3 separate regions of the Homo sapiens genome follow, and all the other regions are linked to region 1. Evidence: read pairs that join two places in POLR2A ChIA-PET (ENCODE). Cell type or tissue: GM12878. All regions are shown on one strand. Links, peaks and the distances in the headings refer to the core of each region. The heading gives the core; the rest is flanking DNA.

What was found. Peaks named below come from ENCODE experiments on the same cell type or tissue, not always from the same donor. Only the 100,000 strongest peaks of a DNase experiment are listed, where the experiment ranks them.
Region 2: POLR2A ChIA-PET joins it to region 1 with 5 read pairs; 4 of 35 experiments call an interaction of 5 or more read pairs at or near these places.
Region 3: POLR2A ChIA-PET joins it to region 1 with 6 read pairs; 5 of 35 experiments call an interaction of 5 or more read pairs at or near these places.

The regions. Positions count from the first base shown.
Region 1 is chr3:45,609,877-45,615,505 of GRCh38, reverse strand. The region is part of intron 1 of LIMD1 (LIM domain containing 1); the gene reads right to left. Among named protein-coding and RNA genes, the nearest start is that of LIMD1, 18 kb to the right of the region's middle. RefSeq lists a silencer at 279-378 and enhancers at 2,608-2,657, 3,715-3,784. In GM12878, for the core only: no CTCF peak of the experiment used is centred there; a DNase peak (open chromatin) is centred at 2,435; H3K4me3 peaks cover 1,411 bases; H3K27ac peaks cover 2,836 bases.
Region 2 is chr3:45,672,321-45,677,938 of GRCh38, reverse strand. It overlaps LIMD1 (LIM domain containing 1), which reads right to left. Exons shown (of 8, transcript NM_014240.3): 5 at 5,119-5,249; 6 at 4,434-4,485; 7 at 3,528-3,596; 8 at 1-1,017. The coding sequence ends at 880. Among named protein-coding and RNA genes, the nearest start is that of LIMD1-AS1, 14 kb to the left of the region's middle. In GM12878, for the core only: no CTCF peak of the experiment used is centred there; no DNase peak of the experiment used is centred there.
Region 3 is chr3:45,693,849-45,699,477 of GRCh38, reverse strand. The region is part of intron 1 of SACM1L (SAC1 like phosphatidylinositide phosphatase); the gene reads right to left. Among named protein-coding and RNA genes, the nearest start is that of SACM1L, 7.3 kb to the right of the region's middle. RefSeq lists an enhancer at 5,194-5,333. In GM12878, for the core only: no CTCF peak of the experiment used is centred there; no DNase peak of the experiment used is centred there; H3K4me3 peaks cover 504 bases; H3K27ac peaks cover 917 bases.

The DNA of each region.
Region 1 (5,629 bases), core at 321-5,320:
CTGGGATTACTGCCCAGCCAGAAATTACTTAGTGGGAACAATTTACACTGTTCAGTTGATGGTTACACTAAAACCCAGATTTCACCAGTAGGCAATAGATCCATGTAACAAAAGTGCACTTCTCCCCCCTAAATCCATACAAATAAAATACAAAATAAAATAAAAGGTGCCCTCCCTGTACCATGAGAAAACAAACACTCTTCAATGGAGAGTAACAGCAGAGAAAATTCTGTACAAACAGACCTTGTTAAAATAAGGCTTACTTTCCTTTAGCCTCCCCACATAATTTGGTTACTTTCCCACAAATGCCTCTCTTTGTTCAACCTCATATAAACACATGTATGTTTTGCCACTGCTTTGGGTCTTCATTTGTTTATGAGGGCTCCCGTGTCACATAGAACTTTTATTAAATGTGTATGCTCTTCTATTTACCTATGTCAATTTAGTTTTCAGACCCCACCAGGACCCCAAGAGAGAAGAGGGGAAGTTCTGCTCCCCGACATCCTCTATTGGCCCAACTTTCACTAAAGTCCCCAAATCTACAACAAAGTTAATTTTAGTTCACTCAAATTCTTTAAAATTAAATATCTATGTGTAAAAGAAAAAAAAGTCTATCCTAACAGTGATTATCCCTAGAGTAGGATGATCGGTGACCTTTCCAATTTTTTTCTATACTTTCTGACTTTTCTACAGTTAGCTGTGTTTAAGGTTTAAAAAACGGCAAAAAAAAAAAAAAACACCCAGGAATTTATTTTTTATTTTATTATTATTATCACTTTTTTTGAGACAGGGCCTCATTCTGTTGCCCAGGCTGGAATGCAGTGGTGTGATCATGGCTCACTGCAGCTTTGACCTCCTGGGCTCATATGATCCTCCCACCTCAGCCTCCCCGGTACCTGGAACTATAGGCACGCACCACCACGCCCAGCTAATTTTTTTATTTTTCGTAGAGACAAAGTTTCACCATGTTGCCCAGGCTGGTCTTGAATCTCTAAGCTCAAGCAATCCCCCTGCCTCAGCTCCCAAAGTGCTGGGATTACAAAGTGCGTGAACCACAGCACCCGGGCAGAGGATTTCCTTTTTTTTTTTTTTTTTTAACTACAGGTGCCCGCCACCACGCCCGGCTAATTTTTTATATTTGTTGTAGAGGCTGGGTTTCACCATGTTAGCCAGGATGGTCTCGATCTCCTGACCTCGTGATCCACCCGCCTCGGCCTCCCAAAGTGCTGGGATGACAAGCATGAGCCACTGTGCCCAGCCTAAGAGGATTTCTGTACTAGAGAAAACTGGTAAAAGCAAAAACAAAAAAATGTTTTTTAAATCAAACTCTTAAGAGAGCAAAGAAGCAAAGTAAAATAGTGATGGGCTCACAGCCCATCACTATCAAGAAAGGAATAAAATATCTTGTGAAGATAATATTTTAACAGAGGAAATTGGGAGGGTATCAGCCAAGCGTTGCCAGCTCAGAGAACAGGTGGCTTAGAAAGCAACAAGTAAAGCAGGGCCCCCAAGAAATTCTAAAAACAGCTGGAGAATCAGAGGAACTTTCACACTGCTGTGGGAATGCTAAGTGGCACGGCCACTTTGGAAAAGTTTTTGGCAGTTGCTAAAAAAGTTATACATACACCTACTCCATGATCCAGCAATTCTACTCCTAGGTATTTACCCAAGAGAAACGAAAGCCTGTGTCTATACAAAGACTTGTACATATAAGGTGCAGTGGCTCATGCCTATAATTCCAGCACTTTAGGAGGCCAAGGCAGGAGAATCACTTGAAGCCAGGAGTTCAAAACCAACCTGGACAACATAGCGAGATCCCATATTTACAAAAGAAAAAAACAAACAAAAAAAAAACCCAAAGTCTTACACAAAAACAATCCTAACAGACTTATTCATAATAGCCAAAAATGAAAAAAAAAAAAAAACCTCAACAGGGAAATGGAAAAACAAATCTTGTGGTGTATCCATACAATGTAATATTACTCAGCAGTAAAACAAAAGCACAATTGATAATGCAAAAAGCCCAGTTGATAATGCAACAGCATAGCTGAATTTCACAGATATTATCTGAGTGAAATAAGCTGGACAAAGGAGTACTATAGTTGATTCTCATTATTTGGCAAGAATACTGAATCAGTCAATACTGAACCACTGCTTCTGGCAGAAATACAGGGTTAGGTTTCTGAAAACTTCTGACCACAACACTTTCATCAACTGATGAATATATGACCTTGTTTTATGTGTGCTTCTATTTAGAGACACCTTCCTTAGTATATATTGTTGATTCATTAACATCGAACCCTCAGCCAACAGCCCTGTAGCTCGTGCCTGAAGAAAGCTTCTCTCATACATATTCTCGTTGTAAAGCACATCACAGCCCTCTTGCTCTTAGGAACACTAGAAAGCACTCCAGCACTGTGCCTGGGGGCCATTTGAAACAGCAAAATCATCAACAAAAACCACAAAAATGCAAAAACCATGGCACTAAATAGACCATGAAAAGGACACCTGTTTACTGCATGACCTGAAACAAGAAGGCGGAGCGTTGCCTTGTTCGACTTCAGCTGGGAAGATAGGCGTCAGGGGACTCAAACTTTTCAGCACTCTGTTATATCTGTGAATGATCACAAAAGAACTGTGAGTATTAATTTTGGGGTTACAAATAAATTTTAGCAAGTAAGCTGATTCACAAATACAGAATCTGTGGATAATGAAGATCAACTGTATATAAATACTATATGAATCCATTTATATTACATCTTAGAATGGGCAAAACTAATAAATGATTTTAAAAAATCAGAATTGTAGTTGCCTGGAGGTGAGCACTAACTGGAAAGAAGCATGAGGGAACTTTCTGGGGATGGAACTATTCTATATCTTGATAGGAATGTGGGTCACACAGGTGCATGCATCTGTCAAAACTCACTGAACTACACATTTCTCTGTATGCAAATACAGCATTTTGAAAACAATTCCTAGACACTCCTCCTATCAAGAAGTGAGAGTGTGGAAAGGCTTGTGAATGCTTAAAGTAATAGAGCACAGCAGAATGACACTAAATGACTTCCAGGCATTGAGCCTGACCCCAAGTATCCAATGCAGACATCAAATAGCCTGCAAAAGGCCTGGCACAGTGGCTCACACCTGTTATCCTAGCACTTTGGGAGGCCGAGGTGGGAGGATCACTTGAGCCCAGGAGTTCAAGACCAGCCTGGGCAAGACAGCGAGACCCTGCCTCTACAAAAATTAACAAATTAGCCAGGCATGGTTGTGCATACCTGTGTTTCCAGTTATTCGGGGGGCTGGGATGGGAGGATTGCTTGAGCCCAGGAAGCCAAGGCTACAGTGAGCTAAGATGGTGCCACTGAACTCTAACCTGGGTACAGAGTGAGAATTTGTCTTTAAAGAGAGAGAGAGAGAGAGAGAGAGAGAGAGCGCGCACCTGCAAACCATGACAGAGCTGGGCAGAAGCCATGCTAGCTTCCTCAACACCACCTCCTTTCTTTCTCCCTGCCTTCCTCACCGCCTCCCACCAACTTCACTTCCTCTGCTCTCTGGCTACAAATTTGGGCAGAGATGCCTCTCCCCACACCTCACACACCCACCGTCAGGCATGGGCAACCCAGAGAGGTGGCAGCTGTGTGCTATGGGTAGAGGAGGGGCTGCCAGCTCCAGTCCATTCATGGCTTCTAACTGACCTCTGTGGCTGGCCAACAAAGAGCCTCTGTGTAAGTCCCTGCCACCTGCAAGCAAAGCCTCAGTGATGTCAGGACAAGCCTCAGACAAACAGGCCTTTGCAAGCTGCCTGGAAAGCCACCTCCCAGCCTGCCCCTGCATTGGCCACAGGCTTATTGGGAGGCCCATACCCAGGAAAGGGCTCCATAGCCTACACAGAGGGATAGGACATAGGCATCCCAGTAGCCTGTGGCCCCTGATGAGCCAAATCCCAAACAGCCTTCCTCCCACCTCTTGGGACAGGAAACACCATCGTTCACTTCTCTACCTCCCTCAAGGGGATGGGCCATCTCTTTGGGCTTTCTGCCTGTACTTGCTAAACTGAGTGTATTTTTTAAGGCGCTGGAAAGTTGGCTCAGCTGCAATGACCACCTGCTCCATCAAGCCCTGTGCACACAGCAGCTTCGGACCCCAGAGCCCCCCTGCTTCAAGTGGGAACGGATTCGTTCTAAGGCTGCGTGGGAGCAGCCTGCCATCCCTTGCATCAGGCATTTGGCCTCAGTGGGCTCACTTGGTGGTTGGCAATCATGAAATCAGCCTCCCTTGAACAAATGATGATCTTTTTGTTTAAGCATTTGTGGTTCTGAACAAATCGATTGGGCTTGGCTTTCAGATGGGACAAGGTAAAGACGCTTCCATGCTTTTGAGAAAATGACAAAGCAAGAGAATGTATACAGCAAACGACCATGTGTTACAGCCTGTTCTAAGTGCTTTGTAAGGCACAGCCCTGCCCAGCAGAAAAATATGCAAGCCACGTGCGATTTTACATTTTCAAGTATCCATACTTAGGAAGTAAAAATAGGTGAAACTAATTTTAATGTTTTACTTAGGCCAATATATCCAAAAGTCTCATTTCAACATAGAATCAATATGAAAAATATTAATAAGCCACTCTTTTCTCCATACCAAGTCTTCAAAATCCAGATGTGCTTCAAAAGCACATCTCAGTTCAGAAAAGCCACCTTTTGAAGTACTTCACAGTTGCACGTGGCCAGTCTCCCGTACTGGACAACTTAGATCAGATACTAGCTAATTCAGTCCTCACAACCATATGCACATTTTACTGATGGGGAAACTGAGGTACAGGGCTGCTGAACAACCCGCCCAAGGTCTCACAGCTGTTGGCAGAGCTGGGGGGTGGCAGATCCAAAGCCCACGTGCTTATTAGGCTTTTCATTCCCACCAACAGCTCCTCAAATCAAAGCCACCATGCATGCCTGCCAGCATGTCTCCCTGCTCCCTGCCAAACCTGCGCAGGCCTTTGGTGAGCTAGTCCCTGGAACTCTATAAGTTTCTATCCAGATAAAGCATGTATCCCAACCCTTTCTGGCCCCTCTAGTCCTCAGCTACCAAAGGCATCTCCTACCCACATGAGAGCGCTCATCTGAGTAACTCTGGTCAGGGTGAGGGATGTGGACAGCAGCCCAGTGCCCCTGCCTCCCTACCACGTCAGTGTAGGGTATGGATTGATGCCAGAATGTGTGTCCCAGCTAAAGGCACTGACACTCAGGAGGAAGTCAGGGAGTATCTGCTCCCCACATCTGGCCAGAGTGTACACATATTCATTCGAGAAGTCTTTTTTTTCTTGAGACAGAGCCTTGCTCTGTTGCCCAGGCTGGAATGCAGTGGCACAATCTCGGCTCACTCGCCTCCCGGGTTCAAGTGATTCTTCTGCCTCAGCCTCCCGAGTAGCTGGGATTACAGGCGCGCGCCATCATGCCTAGCTAATTTTTGTAGTTTTAGTAGAGATGGGGTTTCACCATGTTGGTCAGGCTGGTCTCGATCTCCTGACCTTGTGATCTGCCCACCTCGGCCTCCCAAAGTGCTGGGATTACAGGCATGGGCCACCGCACCCAGCCTCATTCAGTAAGTTTCCACTGGGTACCTGCTGTGT
Region 2 (5,618 bases), core at 1-5,000, 63 kb before region 1:
CGATGTACCTGCATGGGTTCCTGAGACTTGCCTTGCAGAAGCGGCCTTCCAAGTCACCAACTCTTGAGAACTCCAGAGAAAAACAGCGCAAACACGTGGGCAAAAAAAAAAATCCTGGTGCCTGCACCAAGTTCTTCTCCCAAAGTATGTTTTACTCACATAGGGCAAATTTCTGTCGCGGACTCAGCTGCCTTTAGGAGAGTAAGGATTTGAAGGGGTACAGAGAATGCTGTCAGTGTCTAAGGAGGAAACCCTGCCTCACCTATTTCAAATCTTGACTCTGGTTTTCTAAGCAAATTTATCTTAGGATACAAAGCACACATTAGAGCTTCCTTCTTGCCTTAATGCAATTAAATTTGCAGCCATTCTGCAGAAGAACTGAAGCTCTCAGGTGAAAAGAAGCCTTAAATCATGCCATGATATATGTCGGGGGAGGGAACATTTGGGTATAGGTATTTTCCTGAAGGAAGAGAAAGGGTTGAATGTATTGGCAGCTGAGCTGTCCCTTCAAGGGGATATTGTGAAACAAGCTCAATAAAAACCTCTCCCTCTGAAGCATGAAATGTTCCCAGAGGGGACAGGAGGATTCCTTTGGTGCTATGATGCAACCTCAGGTCATGTGCTCGCACATGCTGGAGCATTTTCCTGAGTAACCTGAGGAAAATGTGGCAACAGAGAAAAGCACTTGGAAAATACACGCAGGAGGCAGGTAGTGTTCACCTCCCTGGTTAAAGGAAAGGCACCCCCCACATGCTCACAGGAACTCTCCCTCCTGCCCCTCCTCTTCCCCTACCCCACTTCCACCCCAGGGGCCACCGGAAGCAGCAGCAGCAACCCCGGCTCCTCATCCCCTGCCGTGATGTCTGCAAGTGGCTCTGGCTAGAAGTGGTGCTGGTGAAGGGCTGTAGATGAGGGTCTCTTCTCCAGCCTCTTCACGTGGCAGGAGTGACAGAACAGGTGGTCCTCCAGCGGATAACAGCGGTGGCCATCTTCATCATTGAGCTCCAGACCACAGTCCTGTGGGGAGGCAGACATGTCCAGGGGAAGCAAAACAAAACAGACTGCAAGACTGACCTGAAGGCCACAGTCCCCAAAATCAGCAGAGGGTGCTGTGTGTTTCTGTATAGGCAGGAAATGCCAGTGCAGAAACACAGCTCCTGCCCCGTGGAGGCCTGTCCAACACAGGAGACACTGCCACAAGGCACTTGCTGTGAACCACTTAAAATGTGCTGTCAGTGTAAATGCAGATTCCGAAGACTTAGGACAAAAAGAGGATGTAAAAATATCTCATGGGAAAAAGGAATGAGATCATGTCCTTTGCAGGGACATGGATGAAGCTGGAAGCCATCATTCTCAGCAAACTAACAAAGGAACAGAAAACTAAACACCACATGTTCTCACTCATAAGTGGGAGTTGAACAATGAGAACACATGGACACAGGGAGGGGAACAACACACACCAGGGCCTGTTGGGAGGTGGGGGTGAGGGGAGGGAACTTAGAGGATGGGACAATAGGTGCAGCAAACCACCCTGGCACACGTACAACATATATCTATGTAATAAATCTTCACACGTATCCCTTTTTTTTTTTTAGAAGAAATAAAATAAATTGTGGAGTTACAAAAAAAATCTCATGGGTAACTTTTTTATATTGATTACATGTTCAAAAGATAACATTTGGATTTTTTTTTCTTTTTTGAGACAGTCTCCCTCTGTTTTCTAGGCTGGAGTGCAGTGGTGCGATCTCAGCTCACTGCAACATCCACCTCCCCCGTTCAAGGAATTCTCCTGTCTCAGCCTCCCAAGTAGCTGGGATTATGCACGCGCCAACACATCTGGCTAATTTTTGTATTTTTAGTAGAGACAGGGTTTCACCATGTTGGCCAGGCTGGTCTTGAACTCCTGACCTCAAGTGATCTGCCCTCCCAAAGTGCTGGGATTACAGGCATGAGCCACCACGCCCAGCAGGATTTTTTACTTTTTTAAGACAGGGTCTTGCTGTGTCACCCAGAGTAGAGTGCAGTGACACGATCCTAGCTTCCTAAGTAGCTGAGACTATAGGCACAGCATGCCTGGCTAATTTTTGTATTTTTAGTAGAGACAGGGTCTCACTGTGTTGTCCATGCTGTTCTCAAACTCCTGGGCTCATGTGATCCCCCTGCCTCGGCCTTCCAAAGTGCTAAGATTACAGGCATGGGCCCATGCCTGGCTGGATATTTTGAACCGAATAAAATAATTAATCTCACCGGTTTCTTTTAACGTTTTAATTGTGACTACCAGAAAACTTAAAATGATACATGACTTTAATTTGTGGCTCTCATAATTCTTTAACGTTTTAATTGTGACTACCAGAAAACTTAAAATGATACATGACTTTAATTTGTGGCTCTCATAGTTCTTTCTTTTTTTGAGACGGAGTCTTGCTCTGTTGCCCAGGCTGGAGTGCAGTAGCATGATCTCAGGTCACTGCAACCTCCACTTCCCAGGTTCAAGCAATTCTCCTGTCTCAGCTTCCCGAGTAGCTGGGACTACAGGCGTGTGCCACCACGCCCACTAATCTTTGTATTTTTAGTAGAGATGGGTTTTTGCCATGTTGGCCAGGCTGGTCTCGAACTCCTGACCTCAAGTAATCTGCCGGCCTTGGCCTCCCAAAGTGCTGAGATTACAGGCGTGAGCTATCGCGCCCGGCCCCTTATATTTCTTTTGGATAGCACTGGTCTAGAAAATGTGGAGAGGCCTGTTGAGCAAATGTCCTCACCTTTTTCTCCTGCAGTGACCTGGGGCACCTGGGGTCCCAGCAGCAATGATTCCCACCCATTTCTTCAGTGTTGGCAGTGGGACAAGTCTATATGAGGGACACCCCCATTCTCTACCCACAGGGTCACCAAATGAATCTAATCTCCTTCCATGGGTGAATTCACTTAATTGTGGCTGAAATTCCATGGTCACCCTTCACAAGGGTTGGTGAGGGGCAACCTCTAGCTTTCCTGACAGTCATCAGGTACTAGTGCTCCTTCATCTTGGGTTGGGACAAAGGGCAGGAAGGGGCAGGCGGACCCCACCCGCCTTCACACCACCAGCTGACATGCCTGTTTCCAAGAGGGGCTTCATGATTTCCAGGGCTCAGCTGAGAAAGGAGCTTCAGGCAGATAGAACAGCCTGCAAGCTGGAGGGGAGGGAGTCCCTTCCCCAAATCGCACACCTGCCTGACAATGTGGCCCGCAGATAGGACCTGAAACCCATGCTCTCCACGACCCTCCTAGCTCTGCAGCTTCAGGGAGAGCAGCTCCAACAGTTGCAGGACTTGATAGTTCTGAATATGCAGAAGAAAGACCTTTATACCTTGAGCATTTCCATCTTCTCCTACCTCCCCCAAGAACCAGCCTTCATTCCATTTCCTACAGAAGCTCTAGAGGGCTGACCCTTGCCAGAATCTTGTTGACTGCCTCTTGCCCCAGTCAACGCAGGATGCTTTTCTCTTGGATGTCTACAATGGGCTTTGGGGGCTGGGTGGGGAGGGGTCTACCTCGCAGTGGTAACACTCCACGTGGTAGTCTCTGTCCATGGACACGACACGGATGGTCTCATCTGAGCCCTGGGACCAGAGAAAAGCAAGAACACATAGGAGAGGCCTGTTAGGGGGGCTGTCGGGCTTGATGTACCGTGGGGTGGGGAGGGAAGAGGGTTTTGGGGGTAACAAGTAGGTGGCCTTGGGAGGAGAAGGTAAATCAGGAGTACTTACTGGAAGAAGAATACATTTAAGCTGATGAGAGGGGAAGTAGGAGGGATAGGAGTCCTTCCTTCTAGAATGTCAGAGTTAACACTGAAAGAAAGACCTACATGGACACTTATTTTAAAAAATGAAGAAAAGACAAGCCTTTCTCCTCATCTGCTAATCTAAGAATTAGTATCAAGTAAGGGAGTTTGACCTGGTTATGGGGACAAATCAGCACAAGAAGGGTACTGGGTTGGGGAAGCCAGTCAACAAGGAAGGGTGAAGACACGACTTATCTCAAAGGTGAAGTGGGGTTTTTTTTGGTTTTTTTTTTTTGGAGACAAGGTCTTGCTGTCACCTGCTGGAATGCAGTAGCACCATCATAGCTCGCTGCAGCCTCAAACTCTTGGGCTCAAGCAGCTAGGACTACAGGCACATGCCACCACACTTGGCCAATTTTTAACAATTTTTTGTAGAGATGAGGTCTTGCTATGTTGCCCAGGCTGTTCTTAAACTCCAGGCCTCAAGCAATTTTCCTGCCTGGGCCTCCTAAAAGGGGTGGGATTACAGGCGTGAGCCACTGCACCAGGCCAGAGTTGAGATTTTTAAAAGGATACCTTAAAAGCTGTAAGGACAGGACATGGATCTTGTAAATGAGCCCAGGGAGATATTCATGTCTTAGAAGCCCCTGGGAGCATGTCTGGAAGGGCATCTTACCTCAGGTGGAAGGATGGGAAGCCCACAGGCTGCACACTTGGGGGCCAGCACCCTGTGGGGAGAAACAAAGCAGCAATAAATGTTGCTTCTGGGAGCAAATTCCAGAGTCAGACTTGCACTTGGAATCCACATGGAGCCTTCCTCCATGCCGCCTCCTGCCCCTTGCTCTCCTCCCTCATAGAATGACTGGTACCTGGCTCACTTTGTGGAATATGCCTTAGTATTTGCTCCCCAGCTGCAATGAGGACACTGGCTGCCTCTCACTCTTCTGGGGACAGCACTAACTGATTTGTTTACACCTCTCATGGTGCCTAGCACAGGCCCAGGCAAACCAAGAGTGGTAGGAACCAGCACTGCATAGGGGCCTTGTGAAGTTAGGTAACGCTGAAGCCACAGGGCTTGGTGGATTCCTCCCGAGGCCTAGCTACAAATATGATTATTAGTTTTTCTGTGCTCTGTTGTTTTTTTTTTTTCACTAAACATGATTCTTTAACCCATTCCTGTCAACACTGGCATCGACCAACCTCCCAAGGTCCCTGCTGTACCCCTCAAAACCATTAAGCCTTTGCTGGACTGTGATCTAAGGGCGGCTGGCAAACACAGTTTTGTCGGTTTCCACCACTCACTCTGCTGAGATCAGCTTGGCCTACACGAATGGGTCCTGTCTGCTCCCATCCCTTCTTACTTGTGGTAATCTCGGACACAGTAGATCTTGTTCTCTGAGTCCACGGTGAAGGGCACCCCATCCAAACACTCATTACAGATGACACAGCGGAAACAGCCGGGGTGGTAGGACTTCCCCAGGGCTTGCAGGATCTGGAGCAGAGACCAAGACTCAGTGGGGATTATAGGGAAGGATGAGATGGTGGAAGGGGAGAGGAACACATCAGGCCTAAGGATTACATGAGCAGTCACACACAGAGTACACTTACCCCCGAGTTTCACCTAGGAGAAGAGCAAGAGGTGATGGGGTGGGAAAGGCAAATCTGTTTAGATGAATACACAGAAGAGACCACACAGGAATCCTTCTCCTGCAGCCTCTCACAGGGTCTCTGAGCTGGCAGGGAAAGAGGGCTCCTTTCCAACCCTCACCCAGAACAGGAAACTCTTGCATAGTTCTTTAAGAGAAAGAGATGGTAAGGAAGGGATGGGCCAATCCCAGGGCCAAAATCCACCACGAAGAAG
Region 3 (5,629 bases), core at 150-5,149, 84 kb before region 1:
TTATAATTTTATAAAATTTATATAAATTTATAAAAACAAAACATTTTTATAAAGAAATGTAATTATGATACACCATGAGGCTTCATTTGAACCACAGCTACATAAACCAGAGCCCAGCCTAATATGAGCATTTTTTTATTTTTTTATTTTTACCATTACTGCTACTATTATTTTTTTATTTATTTATTTATTTTAATTATACTTTAAGTTTTAGGGTACATGTGCACATTGTGCAGGTTAGTTACATATGTATACATGTGCCATGCTGGTGCGCTAGATATGGAGTAAAATACCAGAAGTTGCTTAAAAAAGTAGATGCCTCTGTTATTATAAGCTTTGTATACTACTTACTTTTAAACCGTATACATAAGATTGAAATAAAAATAAGATTTAAAAACTGTATTACAGGCCAGGCGCAGAGGCTCATGCAAAATCCCAGCACTTTGGGAGGCCGAGGCGGGTGGATCACAAGGTCAGGAGATCGAGACCATCCTGGCCAACATGGTGAAACCCGTCTCTACTAAAATACAAACAAAAAAATTAGCTGGGTGCGGTGGCACGTGCCTGTAGTCCCAGCTACTCGGGAGGCTGAGACAGGGGAATCGCTTGCTTGAACCCAGGAGGTGGAGGTTGCAGTGAGCTGAGATCACGCCACTGCACTCTAGGCTGGTGACAGAGCAAGACTCCGTGAAGTTAGGAGTTCAGTCAAGACCAGCCTGGCCAACATGGTGAAACCCTATCTCTACTAAAAATACAAAAATTAGCCAGGCATGGTGGCAGGCGCCTGTAATCCCAGCTACTCAGGAGGCTGAGGCAGGAGAATCGCTTGAACCTGGGAGGCGGAGGTTGCAGTGAGCAGAGATTGCGCCATCGCACTCCAGCCTGGGGCACAAGAGCGAGACTTTGTCTCAAAAAAAAAAGTATTATAACAAAGTATACAAATAAGAGTAATTATGGATCAAGGTAGAGATGTCTCGCTCAAAAGTCCTGAGGCCTTTGCTTGATCTTCTCTCTCTGAGAGATGCTGTTGGAATCTAAATTGCTGATGCTGCCATCAGGCTATTCTGATAATGTCACTGAAAGTGGTATCTCTAGGCTTAAGAATTGGAGCAATGAAAATGTGAACAGTGACTGCCAGGGAATCAACATTTCTAGGGATGCTCATTAGAAGTAATGACTCACAATTCTGTTAACCATAACAGCAGGTATCATCCTAACTCACGGCACCTACATATATGCCCTTACTGTTCTCTTCCTCTCATTTCCCACCACTTTTGTATTGGTCTTAATACTGATCTGAAGCATAATTGTTTTATGTAATAAATTTTATTCTATGTTTTATGCTTCCTGGGCTTCATTTCAAAAGCCAGTGAAATTAACTTTAACTCTCTAGCATTTAAACCGTCAAAAACAATTAAGTAAACATTCAGTGGTATAATTTTTCCTGGTGTGTATTGTTTTATTGCTATTTTTGTGTTTAAATCTTTACCAAACAAGCTATCATATTACTTATTTTATGAAATGGATTTCGGAAGACAAGATTCGATCCAAGAAGATTATTTGGTCATTATCTATACTGTTGATAACAGATCTCTAAGGTTCAAAGTAATACTGTATACTAAAAAGGGTTCTGGTCCTATATAAACTATCTGGTGAGGTGATTAGCCTCCAATTCACTATTAACTCTAACTGAACAAGAATCCTACCAAATATCTGTCAAGACAAGGGGATCCCATACCTACCCAGAGTTCTGGTTCCCATTAATAAGACACATACTATGGAAGATATATCAAAATAGCATAATACTTGTATAATAATTGCTCCTATTTTGACTACCTTCATTCAGTTCGTCATTTTGCTTTTAAGGATTACTGTCCAAGCATGGCATAAAAAAGAAAAAGTGGTTGGATACAGTGCTCATGCCTGTAATCCTAGCACTTTGGGAGGCTGAGGCAGGAGGACTGCTTGAGCCCAGGAGTTTGAGACCAGCCTGGGCAACATGGCAAAACCCCGTTTCTACAAAAAATGCAAAAATTAGCCAGGTGTGGTGGTATGCACCTGTGGCCTCAGCTATTCAGGAGGCTGAGGTCGGAGGATCACTTCAACCTGGGAGGCAGAGGCTGCTCTGAGCCAAGATCGCACCACTACACTCCAGCCTGGGCAACAGAGCAAGAGCCTGTCTTAAAAAAAAAAAAAAAAAAAAAAAAAGGAAAAGAAAAGAAAAACAAAGCAGGAGGATCTTGAGGCCAGGAGTTTGAGACCAGCCTGGTCAACACAGCGAGATCTCATCTCTACAAAAAATGTTGAAATAAAAAAAAAAGAAAGAATCAACACTTAGGTTGCTTCCTCCTTTTTGACTGTTGTGAATAATGCTGCTATGAACAGGGGTATACAAATCCCTCTTTGAGACCTTACTTTTAATTATTTTGAGTATCCCAGAAGTGGAACTGGGACTAAAAGCTAAATGCAACAAAGGCAGTTCTGGTATTACACTTAATACAAATGCATTTAATCTTATAGTCACCTGGGATTCAACAGCTCTTAAGAGTGTTTTTTAAAAAATTAGTCTTGTTAAATTTTAAGAAAAGCAATATCTTTAATTATAATATTAACATCAAATATTTTTATTTTCTTTCAGTGTTGGCATTGCGATTTTCTAGTGTCTGAAAACATTTATCTCTCATGTAACATTCACGTCTTATTTCAGACAACTGATCTCTTTAAAATCCTGTCAAATCAATGAGTAAAACTGGCCCACTACAAAAACATTACTACTTACCAACCTCATACCCATTAAAATGGCTATTATCTAGAAGGAAAAAAAAAACAAACCCAGGATAGAAAATAACGAGTGTTGGCTAGGATGCGGAGACACTGGAATCCTGGTGCTTTGTGGGTGGGAATGTAAAACGGTGCAGCCACTATGGGAAAACAGTATGGTGGCCCATTAAAAATTAAAAATAGAATTCCCATATGACCCAACAATTCCACTTCCGGGTATATACTCAAAATAACTGAAAGTAGGGTTTCAAAAAGGTATTTGTATACTCACATTCATACTGGCATTACTCACAATAGCCAAAAAGGTGGAAGCCACCTATGTGTCTATTAACAAATGAACAAACGAAATGTGGTACATACATATAATGGAATATTATTCAGCCTTAGAAAGGAAATTCTGGGCCAGGCACAGTGGCTCAGGCCTGGAATCCCAACACTCAGGGAGGACGAGGCAGGCGGATCACGAGGTCAGGAGATGGAGACCATCCTGGCAAATGCAGTGAAACCTTGTCTCTACTAAAAATACAAAACAGTAGCTGGGCGTGGTGGCAGGCACCTGAAATCCCAGCTACTTAGGAGGCTAAGGCAGGAGAATTGCTTGAACCCAGGAGGCAGAGGTTGCAGTGGGCCGAGATCGCACCACTGTACTCCAGCATAGGCAACAGAGCGAGACTCCATCTCAAAAAAAAAAAAAAAAAAGGAAATTCTGACACATGCTACACAATGGATGAACCTTAAGGACATTATGCTAAGTGAAATAAACCAGTCATAAAAGGACAAATACTGCCACTTCATGAGGCATCTAGAGAAGTCAAATTTATAGAGACAGAAAGTAGAACGGTGGTTGCCAGGGGCTGGGAGGATACAGAAATGGGGAGTTGTTTAATGGGTACAGAGTTTATTTTTGCAAGATGAAAACGGTTCTGGTGATGGATGGTGATAACGGTTGTACAACATGAATGTGCTTATTGCCCCTGAACTGTATACTTAAAAATGGTTGAGATGGTAAATTTAATGTTTTATTTTACCACAATTTTTAAAAATAATGAAACCACTATTTTGCATAGGAGCCACAGTGATATGTCATAAAACTGTAGCAAGAACATATTCCCTCAAAAATCTTACGTAAAGAATTTGGCTGGGTGCAGTGGCTCATGCCTGTAATCCCAACACTTTGGGAGGCCGAGGCAGGTGGATCACTTGAGGTCAGGAGATCAAGACCAGCCTGGCCAACATGGTGAAACTCTGTCTCTACTAACAATACAAAAATTAGCCGGGCCTGGTGGTGCATGCCTGTAGTCCCAGCTACAAGGGAGGCTGAGGCACAAGAATCACTTGAACCTGGGAGGTGGTGGTTGTGGTGAGCCGAGACTGCGCCACTGCACTCCAGCCTGGGCAACAGAGTGAGACCCCATCTCAAAAAAAAAAAAGAATTAAATCAAGGTCTTAATGATCAAATTTAATACATCTCTGGTTGAAAAGACAGAGGCACAACACTTTACTAGGTTTGGTGAGCAAAAAGAAAACAACTTAGTAAAGAAGGATCCCCTGCACATACTACACTCATAGGCAGAAGGTGCTCCTACCTCCCCCATTCATCCTCCCTTTGGGTATCTCCTCACTGAGCCCTCCCTGGTTGCCTCTCCTATAGCTCAAGTTCATCACAGACTCCCCAGGGGCACAACCCAATTCCAAACCAGTTGGTGTTTCTAGAAAGACTCATTCTAATGCTATCCTCTTTCTCAAAACTCTGTGTTCCCACCTATATCCTATTCCCTGAATGCCCTAAAACCCATTCTCTCAACCAGACTTCTTCACAGGACTAGGTCCAAATTCCACCTAATCTGAAGCTCTAATCCACAGCACAATCTACCAGAGCCCCATATCTTCCAAAGAATTCTCTTCTACCAGCATGTTCTGGTCCTAACTCAGCTATGTATGCCCAGCCCTAAAATATTTCAGAGTGCATAAAAACTACCAGGATAGCTAGTTAAACTTGCAGATTTCCACCGCTCATCCCCAGAGATTTTCACTCAGTAGGCCTAATGTGGGGCCCTGGAATACGCACTTAAAACAAGCATACCAAGTCATTTGATGTAGCCTAGCACTAACCTAGGCTAGCCACGTGAGCCTAGGTAAGCCTGAACTAGCCTGAACTCCCAGCCAACTAATGCTTTGGATACAAACCCCATATTGTCTGTGCTAAAACTCATGAGAATAATCTGAGCTGCCCTACACCCTTCCCTCCACCGGGAGACTTCTGTGAATAATATGAATGTTCATTATATTGAACAGATTATATGTGTCTGTATCACAAGGTAGCTTAGGTTACATCTGTTTTCAAGGTTGGATCATATCTGCCCTGACTGATGACCTCACAGTTATGAGACTCTTTTAAAAATGGCAATTTCCTGAGGAAACAGTACTCTTCAGAGGCATGCTGCAGCCTGATGCAGTAACTAAAGGATTCCCTGCCTTACACCTAGTTTCAACTGACCTTTTAAAAGAAAAAGAAAAAAAAAGAAGAAAAAATGCTTTAAATGTATCCAATAATTTTGCACCTCTAACTTTCCACTGAACCTTTTAGAAAGTTATTATGAGCTTGAGGTCTGAGGGGCCTAAGAAGTGCCCAAACCACATTTGATGTCATTTCCCTGCAAAGGAAATGTGACACCTACGCCGAACTGCCAAGGTATTTTAGCTTATATACAGGGATAGATAAGCTTCTTAAAAATTACATTTCCAGTCTAATTATTTTGCAATTTCAAATTTATCACTGTCTGACATTATCCATGCCTATACAAATGGCTTAAAAAGAAAAATGGAGCCTAACAGGATATTTAGAACT